Regions from separate parts of the Homo sapiens genome. Here region 1 is linked to region 2. The links are chromatin contacts, found by Hi-C or POLR2A ChIA-PET in ENCODE. All regions are on one chromosome and are shown on one strand. The core of a region is the stretch at or near the end of the contact, and the rest is flanking DNA. Distances in the headings are between cores, read along the strand shown.

Region 1 (4,571 bases), core at 667-3,166, 230 kb before region 2:
AACGACACTAGCAAGCATAGATGCACAATTTGAAGCCACCATTTCAAGAGACTTGGCTGGGTTCTGAAAAAGGTCCTAGAACCAGAAAGGCAAAACGTTAACGTTGAGCCTTGTGGCGGCCCACTGCCAGGGTGAGGGAAATGGGGATAGTAGGAGAGCTTCTGGCCCCAGCCTTCAGTCTTCTTTCTCCGACTATCAGTAGTACCACTCTCCTTTCCCACTGGATCACAGGTTTTTTGAGGGCCAGGGCTGTTTTTCGTTCCTATATTCCCTGTGCCTGGCACATAGTCGATGCTAATAAATGTTTGTTAAACAAATGTTATCTTAGCAATGATTCTGTTTCGTAAGCATAAGAAAAGATACAGGTACCAGAAGATCACTTACATTTAATGAGCCCTCTTTTTCCAAGGCCCTAAAGGCTAGTATCTAAGTTTGGTCTTCTCTCATATGTCTACTTATTAGTCTCCAAATGCACCCCCTAGCAAGGCCATGGCACTGGCACTCTAGAATGAGAGAGGGTGGAGTGATCGCCATGGGCCAGCAGTGGCTCCCAACAGTGCTTCACCCTCAAAAAAATTTTTTTTTATTTTTTTGAGATGGAGTCTCCCTCTATTGCCCAGGCTAGAGTGCAGTGGCACGATCTCGGCTCACTGCAACTTGTCTCCTGGGTTCAAGCAATTCTCTTGCCTCAGCCTCCCGAGTAGCTGGGACTACAGGAGCGTGCCATCATGCTAGGTTAATTTTTGTATTTTTAGTAGAGACAGGGTTTCACCATATTGGTCAGGCTGGTCTTGAACTCCTGACCTTGTGATCCACCTACCTCGGCCTCCCAAAGTGCTGGGATTACAGGCGTGAGCCACCCATGCCCGGCCCCAAAAATATTTTTATATATTTAAAAAAATAATAAAATGAGAGACACCGCAGCTGAATGAATACACGCTCTATGAAGAGAGACAATCACAAGCTACACCAAATCTAGGTCAGGACCCATGCTCCCCAGAGGTGGGCCCACCCTGCTCTTACCTGGGGGGCCACAAGTGGCTCTGCATTGGGTGGCTTGACAAAGAAAGGAATCCGGCCCCTCTGCCAGTCATTGAGGACCATCTTACCCACAGTCTGCAAGTCGGGCTCTCCACCCTGAAAGGTCACAAAGAGATTCCCAATTAAATTCAAAGGACCAAAACCACCTACCACTTTGGGGGTATTTCAGTTGTCCCAGGGGTTCATCATCACTTAAGTGACAAGTTTCACACTGCTCATACATGCATACCAAAAAAAGGCCCATATCATATACATACATGCTTGTGACAAGTATCAGTCTAAATTCTCACAAACGCCGGGTCACCTTTAGTAACTTCCCAGTCCGGAAAGCGAGCTTCTCAAGAAAGTCCTCAGCATTCTCCCAAGAATCAATCTTGTATGTTTTGCTGATATATTCTGGCTTTGCTCGTTCAAGTACAGCACCAATGTGGTCTTCAGGACTCTTAATTTTTTCTACTTGAACCTAAATGTTAATAGGAAATCTCTCACTTACAAACTTTGTTGTGGAAGCAGTGAAGTTCCCAGTGTCCTTTGCAGCACTATTTGAAAATAGACTTCAACATCACAAAGCTCGTGGAGATTGGCAGGAGCCTGTCTCTGACGGGGCTAGACATGGTCAGCTGCAAGGAGCACTGCTGAAAGCTGACCATAGCCACGGAGCCCAGAACTCAGCTTTAATCCCCACTCACCACAAACTAACTGTGTGGCTGCCACAGTTTAAACTTGGAATGCTTCATGTTACTCACTTGCAGAAATGGTTAAAAGCCTGCCCATCCCAGGACACAAAAATAATGGAATAGTTTAAGAAAGGAGAGGAGGAATGTGTACAGGATGTATAGCCAGAAGCATGGTCAAGGTTAAGTGGAACCATTTACAGTTTTTCAGTCGTATTCAGAAACAAGTGAGGAAATGACTGGGTTCCAAAATGACTCAACCCATAAACCCACGAAGACGAATTATCGCTAAGCATAAACAGGCCCTGCTTCCCTTTGGATCCTGTGTGTAAACTACAAACTCTTTTGTGGGATGATATTGACCAGATATGCCCATGGTTCCACTAATTCCTCAAACAGCTTATGCTGAGAGGCTGCTGTTCAGCATCATGTTCCTAAAGTTTGGTCAGACAGGCTGACCCCAAACTGCCTTCTTAATAAGTAAAAAGGAAAGGTATCCAGGGTTCCCTATAGAACACTCCCCCGCAAACACAAACAGCCTATCAGGGCCAAATACTCACAACTCCTTTTAGCACAATGTCTGTCTCGGAGTCCTCAGAGGGGTAAACCACACCTGGACAGTCAATCAGGAATATCCGACGCATCAAAGTAATATACTGCCAGACCTGAAGTCAGAAAAAAGTCAGAGATGTCCTGTATCAAACACTAAGAGTCTAATTTCACAAACCCCTGATGCTCATGTATGAAGCTGGAAAGGAGGAAGGGGTGAGTCAAAGAAAAGCAACGCGCTAAGTAATTAAGCTACTAACTCTCTCATCTGTGCCGTGCACAAGATACTTCCACTAAGTGTAAACTATAGTTTCCATCAGCTAAGAGTCTAAAAACAACACAGAGACAGGATTTCCATCTCGTATTGTGCAATTATACCCGGTGAACCTTTCCTGAGTTTTAGAAGTACTCTTGAGAGCTTAGTACTGCTTGACCTCATTGCCTTTAAGCAAAACCATGCTGTTCCCCACTATGTGTTCTAGGATATGACCCCCAACTTTCAGAACCTACCTTAAGTTTGAGGCTTCTTAACCCAGGCATCAAATATTCTTGGGTTAGTTTTGTTTATCAAAATAAAAGGCTGGAGTGATAATTTAAAACAGATCTAAATATGAATCACATTAACTAACACAGGCCAAAGCCACACGGGGGCATATAAAATACTCTCAGTCTTATCAAAGTGGGCAGAAACAACTCTGATACGTTCCAAACTATTATATGGTGAGCTAAACTCCTAGTGGTGGTCTGCATTCAAGAGAAGCAGAGAGAAATCAACAAGTCCTAAACAATCACTCTCTATGAAAAGAAAATATGCAAAAGTAAGGTCACCCTGCGCCCAACGTACCTTTGTTTCACCTGCAATGGGAGCCACGTTGCAAACTTTCTTAGAACGCAATGTATTTATCACAGAGCTCTTGCCAACATTTGGATAGCCAATGAACCCAACACTGATCTGTTTCTTGTCAGTGTGCAACTGTTCAAAGAGAGAATACACAGCACATACATGCAGTCATATATATCCCTTTGGACAAGTAGGTTGTATTACTTTGTTAATATCAAGAATACAGTGCAAAACTGTTGATACAACTTGATCTGAAGCCTAGATACACACCACCTACATAATCTGAGTAAGCTGGATACATATGCTTATTAATAAATCAGAGGTGAGTCATTTCCTCAGTCATGCAAGTGAAATTATCCTTGTATGTGTTAAGGTTAAAAGTATGTAGGTCAAGAAATAAAAGAAGGCTCGGCACAGTGGCTCACGCCTGTAATCCCAGCACTTTGGGAGGCCAAGGAGAGCGGATCACCTGAGGTCAGGGGTTCGAGACCAGCCTGGCCAACATGATGAAACCCTGTCTCTACTAAAAATACAAAAATTAGCCAGGCATGGTGGCGCAAGCCTGTAATCCCAGCTACTTGGGAGGCTGAGGCAGGAGAATCGCTTGAACCTGGGAGGCCGAAGTTGCAGGGAACCAAGATCATGCACTGCACTATAGCCTGGGTGACAGAGACTCCAGTCTCAAAAAAAAAAAAAAGAAACAAAAGAAGAAAAACAGCTTGTTAGTCACTGATTTAGAACAATGCCATCTATTGATAAAACATCTTCGGGAAAAAGAATATGAACAGGTTCATCAACTGGACAATCCCACAACTCACCCCCCCTTTTCTTTGCATAATACATCTGCATTTCCACTGCCAAAAATAAATAACAAAAGAAAAAAAGCAACCTTGAAAGTTACGACTACAGGGTGAAAGTCTCAAAAAGGCAGAGCTTGCTATCAAGAAGAGGGCCTACAAACGAATGGAGGCTTCCGATTAAAGATGGTGGACTGAACATACATGCTAACCCCGTTCCCTCACCAACTCCACTAGAATGACAGCAGTGGACATTAACACTTTTAAACCAATAGAACCAAACATACTGAACCAGAGAATGAGATGGAGATGAGACAACAAAAACTAAAGTGATGTTAAACAAAATACTAGATGCTTAAAAGTAGTATCAAACTTGGCCCATTACAAAATATAAAAGCTAAGTGGTTGTAAAGATAGAAAAACTAAAGATCCAGCAATAATAATGACAATGAATCACAGAGATTCATTGGGAATCACTGGGAATTGGTGGTAGATCCCTCTTAAGATAGGGCTGAAAACAAGGACCAGCAGATAGTCTGCCAAAGCAGCCACACTTCTCCATCCCCTCCCTCATTCAGGGTGGGCACACAACTTCTCTACTCTCAAAGAAATCCAGGGCCTATGAAAGTGGCTTTTGGATTTTTTGAAATGTCACATGTTTGAAAGTAT
Region 2 (4,944 bases), core at 844-3,343:
AAAAACTGGTTAAAAATCTGAGTCAGTCACTTAATGGCTGTGTGACCTGGAACAAGTGATTTAACTTTCTGGAGGCTAAACTTCATCTTTTTTTTTTTTTTTAAGAGACAGAGTCTCGCTCTAGAGCCCTGCCTGGAGTACAGTGGCACAATCTGAGCTCACTGTAACCTCTGCCTCCCAGGTTCAAGTGATTCTCCTGCCTCAGCCTCCCAAGTAGCTGGGATTACAGGCATGCGCCACCATGTCTGGCTAATCTTTGTATTTTTTATTAGAGATGGAGTTTTGCCATGTTAGCCAGGCTGGTCTCAAACTCCTGACCTCACATGATCCACCTGCTTGGGCCTCCCAAAGTGCTGGGGTCACAGGCATGAGCCACTGCCCTTGGCCTTCTTCATCTTTCTTTACAGCACTGTCGTGAAGATTTATAGCCTAACTGTGTTCTCCAGAAACTGTTATCTCCAGAAAAACAGGAAGACATTGTTCTTATAATCTTTCCTATTATTATAAAGACTGAAGAAAAGACCAATTCTCCCCCTGGCTTTTCAGACTTTGAGATAAAATCTTTCAAATTTTTTTAATTTATATTGCCCCCCACCACCTCCCTGCCAGCTGGGCAACCTTCCCACTGTTGGCCCAAGAACTCTCATGCCTGGCCATCCCAGTGTACTATCAATGCCACTGATTCACAGAAAACAGTATGTGCGCTGGTGACATTTCCAGGGGAAGGACTGGGTAAACTCACCTCGACATTCAGAGAACTGGCCTGGGAGCTGAGGTTGGCACTAGTGAGAGCAAGCGGACCCTCAAACATCTGAGCCAAGTCTTGCATAAAAGCATGATCAGGAATCCGAATGCCTACAAGCTGTAAGGCAAGGGGAAAGGGATCATGAGAAAGGTTGGAAGGGATAAGAGGGTAAGTCTTATCTGGATCCTAGTGAAAGCCAAGTGGCCTGGAGTCTGGGGACACAAGAGAAAACTTGACTCACAGGCGTAAAAGGGTTTAGGTCCTTGTTGAGCTCCTCCGAGCGTTCCATCACCAGGGTCACTGGTCCTGGCAGTAGGTCTTTCAGGAGCCCCTCAGGTACTCTCACACGGCAGTATCTGGGAAACACAGAAGAATAAATCCATTCAAAATTGAAGGGCCACTGGTGGTCCTTTCCTAGACTCTAGGCAGACGTAGAAAAGGAATCCTTCGAGTTTACAATGGGAGCCGCCTGTCTCCCTGCTTCACCTCCCTAAGAGCTTGAGCAGAAAGCAGGGCTCCAGAGGCGCACCCCTGGCTTGACGCCCATGTGCCTCTGGTCTCAGGGACTACAACAGCTGCACCGCTGTGATATCATGATAGTGGGATCAAGCTCCACGTTTTATTTTCTTCAAGGCATTCGCTATTAAATTAAGCTACTGTGTTTGTTTGCTTTTTTCCCGGGGGCCTCCCCAATTAGCACAAATACGCCAAGGGAACAGGGTCCCTGCCTTTCTCGTGTGTTGCTGCTTCCCAGCAGCATGTAGTTCAGGGCCCGGGGCACGTTAAGTCCTCGGTACATATTTCCAGTTCCGGATTCCTTGGTGAGCCTGGACAAGCCCCTCCCGCTCTCTGCGCCTCAGTCTCCCAAGCCTGTCACCGGAAACCCCTCCCGCGGTGCCGCCCCTAGCGGGGCCGGGTCGGGGCGGCCTTACCTGTAGACGTCGGCCACGCGGCCGAGGCATACGGCCAGAGGCTTGGCCTCGCTGCGACCCTTGAGGCGGTACACAGCGCGCAGAGCCGCCGAGCAGCTCGCCGCGCAGGCCAGGCCGTACAGCGTATCGGTGGGGACGGCCACCACGGCGCCGGCGCGCAGCTCGGCCACGGCGGCCCGCAGCGCCTCGGTCCAGCCGGCGCGCTCCGGGCTCGCGGCCTGCACGGCCCCGCTCCCCGGGAGCCGCAACAGCCGGGCGCCGGGGGCCGCCGGAGCGGGACTCGGCGGGCGGAAGAGGCGACCGCTCCGGGAGCCAGCAGGCCCCTCGCTCAACCCCACGCTGGCAGCCACCGCGGCCCTCATCCCCCTGCACCGACGCGCCGGAGACATCCGCCCAGGCCCGCTTCCGGGAGGAAGTGACGCTCCCAGCCAGCTTCCGGTCCAGGAGACTCGGCCCCGCCTCTGCGCCGGGCAGCTTAAAGGGACCACGACCCCCAGGAGGATTGAAGGAGACCGGTGGGGACGGGGCGGGGCGCAGCCTTGCGAAGCCCTAACGCAGCGCTGGGGAGGGGGGCGGCCGAAAGGGGGGCGGTGGTCGGGCCGCGCAAGCGGAGATGGAATGGGGCCCGGGCTCAGACTGGTCACGGGGGTGAGAGGGGGCCCGTCGGGGCGGGAGGAAGGGGCTTGGCCCCGCGCAAGCGCCGGCCCTGACCGTCTGTCTCTCGCTCTCTCCCGGGCAGGGAGGCTGCCGGCGTGGACCGCGGGAAGGCGGGGCTGGGGCTCGGCGGGAGGCCACCCCCACAGCCGCCCCGGGAGGAGCGCGCCCAGCAGCTGCTGGACGCGGTGGAGCAGCGGCAGCGGCAGCTCCTGGACACCATCGCAGCCTGCGAGGAGATGTTACGGCAGCTGGGCCGCCGGCGCCCGGAGCCGGCTGGTGGCGGGGTTAGTGCCCACCCTGGGCTGGGCTGGGGTGGGGTGGGGTCTGCCCACTGGCTAGGCTGGCCAAGCCCTAGCTTACCCTGGAGGGGGGAAGTATGTCTCCGCCGCTTTATCCCTAACCTCCTTTGATCTGGTGAGAGGTTTCGAAAAAGTTAATACTATCCAAATGCCAAATGGCCACATCCTTGTGGGGCCTAATCCAAGGCCTTGCCTCCCAGCCTCACTTTTTTCCTTTCTGTTCCAACTAGAACGTCTCAGCCAAACCTGGAGCGCCCCCCCAGCCGGCTGTCTCCGCCAGAGGCGGCTTTCCAAAGGATGCTGGCGATGGAGCTGCGGAGCCCTGACCATCCCCGAGCAGAATACCCTGACTTCTCTCCCTCCCCAGGGCCGGTGGCTGGACTCTGAACAACTCCCTTCAGTAAAGGGGCCAGTCTTCACTGGCAGTGGCTGGTACTTGGCTCTCAGCCTGGAGTGGCAGCTCTGCTAGCAGCTGGGTTCACTCCCACTTCATCCTGGCTGAAAGCAGTGCTGTGCTTTGAAATGCAGCCAATGAATACCCAGTCTGATTACCCAGATTTGGGCAGACCAGCAGTGCTCGCCAGAGTGGTCTGGCCTGCTATGGGGGATCCAGGTGGTGTTACATGTCCATTTCATGTTTTGGGGGCTTTTAGCCCCACAAAACACCTTCAGTAGAGCCTTGATTAAAAGGAAACCTGCAGACTCTCCTGGTGACCGACGTTTCCTTTCTGTCCCCTCTCCAAGACTGATGGCTGGGAAGGGGGGAGTGGTGGAAAAATGTCAACTATGGGCAGGGTTGGTAAGAAATGCCACAGATACTACCAGATTTAAATAAGCATTTAATTAGGATTTCATTAGTATTTAATATTGCTTTTTCAATTCCAAAAAGTTAAATTTTCACTTTTTAGCAGATATTTTAAAGTACAATATTAAGTTTATACAAAATGAGCAATTAAGCAAACACCATTATTTCACATTCTTCAAAAATACAAATTCATATTTATTCTTTTTTGGGTTTGGAGGTTTCTTCCTTTGGAAGTACTGAACCTGTAACGTTTTCACATCGCTCAGTGGAAGTCCGTTGTTCCCATGTTTCACACTTACTTTTACATAATCCAAATAAAACTATTTGGGATTTTAAAAGTTGTCACCAAGACCCCGGCCAATGATTAGTGTATGTCAAAAAAAAGGGCTCTTGGGGGCTCTTGCCTTTCCTGGCTAGAAGATCTGAGCCAGAAATTCAGCAAAAATCTGTTTCCAGCCACCCTCCCCAAATAGGGACTAGAAAGAGTTCACAGGAAAAGGGAACAGACACCTTGAACTCTGACCCCCACCCCCACATTCTCCAAAACACAACGAAGGATGTAGACTGTTGAGTCAAATAGCCCTTGGGAGGCCTGAGAACACAGCAGGAAAAGGGCAAGAGAAAGCCTCTGACTTGGCACACTACGAGGATAACAAGGATATTGCAAAAAACACCCCTGGGTTTTGGTGCAAAAAGGTTTTATGAAAAATTTTCCCATAAGAAAAAGTAGAAACTGCATTGAGCTGAGAAAGTGACACTACATTATCACCCAATTTTTGGCCCAACAGGCACACCACCAAAAGGGCAGTGTGTGGTTTTAAACCTCAATTCCAGTAAAAAAGCTTGTACTATGTACACATTGACATAAAGATCCAGTTTAATTTGCATTTTTCAGTGCAGACTGAGAAGCCCTCTCTTGAACAGGAGTAACAGTGAGAAATGCCCAGTGGTCGTCGGCTTCCCCAAAGGGCATCAGAAGAAATACAGGACTGTTTCCCTCTCTCCCTAAAAAACATGCAAGAGGAAACAGGCCAAAATGGCTAACCAATCAGAAATATGCTTCAGTTTTGTTGCCTCCACCCCCAAATATTAAGGAACAGACAATTTCTGATCTATGTCACAGCAGAACTATTTGCATATTGGATCTATGAAAATCCTTCTGCTTTGGCTGAAGTATATTCTAAAACTTGTCTATTCTATAGCCTGAGAATTGAAGATAAAATGGGGGAGGTGGAGTAAAGGAAGAAAGTTGATAATGATTCATGGGATGTAATGTTTGTTTATAGGATTTAATGAAGGCTGGAGGCCTTTTTGCTTAAGGAACCAACACAGGTAGTATGGGGAGCAGTATGGAAATGGCTCATGTTGCCCCCTGCCACCCATGCCTCCCCAAACATATTTCTGATTGGTGGTGTAAGACAATTGTAAACTCTTGAGAAATATTGTTGCAGTTCCACAAATCAATGGTTTCAATCACTCTGGAAAAGTCTTTAAGGACAATGGATG

The links. Hi-C counts contacts between places; a loop is a spot of excess contacts on that map. ChIA-PET counts read pairs that join two places held with the same protein, here RNA polymerase II (POLR2A). Pooled maps may share reads with other maps.
Region 1: a pooled map shows a loop between it and region 2 (6-fold over the local background). The contact joins the enhancer-like site here to the promoter of YRDC in region 2. A Hi-C loop is called at or near these places in 1 of 50 pooled maps. POLR2A ChIA-PET finds 5 or more read pairs at or near these places in 5 of 52 experiments (BJ, H1, HCT116 and 2 more).

The regions. Positions count from the first base shown.
Region 1 is chr1:37,573,320-37,577,890 of GRCh38, forward strand. GNL2 (G protein nucleolar 2) reads right to left here. Exons shown (of 16, transcript NM_013285.3): 9 at 3,109-3,237; 10 at 2,276-2,380; 11 at 1,346-1,504; 12 at 1,024-1,137. Among named protein-coding and RNA genes, the nearest start is that of DNALI1, 19 kb to the left of the region's middle. RefSeq lists an enhancer at 2,811-4,010. Within about 2 kb of position 1,917, at least 2 of the 41 ENCODE cell types and tissues checked have a DNase peak (open chromatin) inside an H3K27ac peak, as active enhancers do.
Region 2 is chr1:37,806,115-37,811,058 of GRCh38, forward strand. It overlaps YRDC (yrdC N6-threonylcarbamoyltransferase domain containing), which reads right to left and starts at 2,094. Exons shown (of 5, transcript NM_024640.4): 1 at 1,678-2,094; 2 at 987-1,101; 3 at 743-862. The coding sequence starts at 2,066. It overlaps C1orf122 (chromosome 1 open reading frame 122), which reads left to right and starts at 1,676. Exons shown (of 3, transcript NM_198446.3): 1 at 1,676-2,325; 2 at 2,417-2,618; 3 at 2,864-3,340. The coding sequence starts at 2,291. The coding sequence ends at 2,959. MTF1 (metal regulatory transcription factor 1) reads right to left here. Exons shown (of 11, transcript NM_005955.3): 11 at 3,460-4,944. RefSeq lists silencers at 1,744-2,003, 2,184-2,733.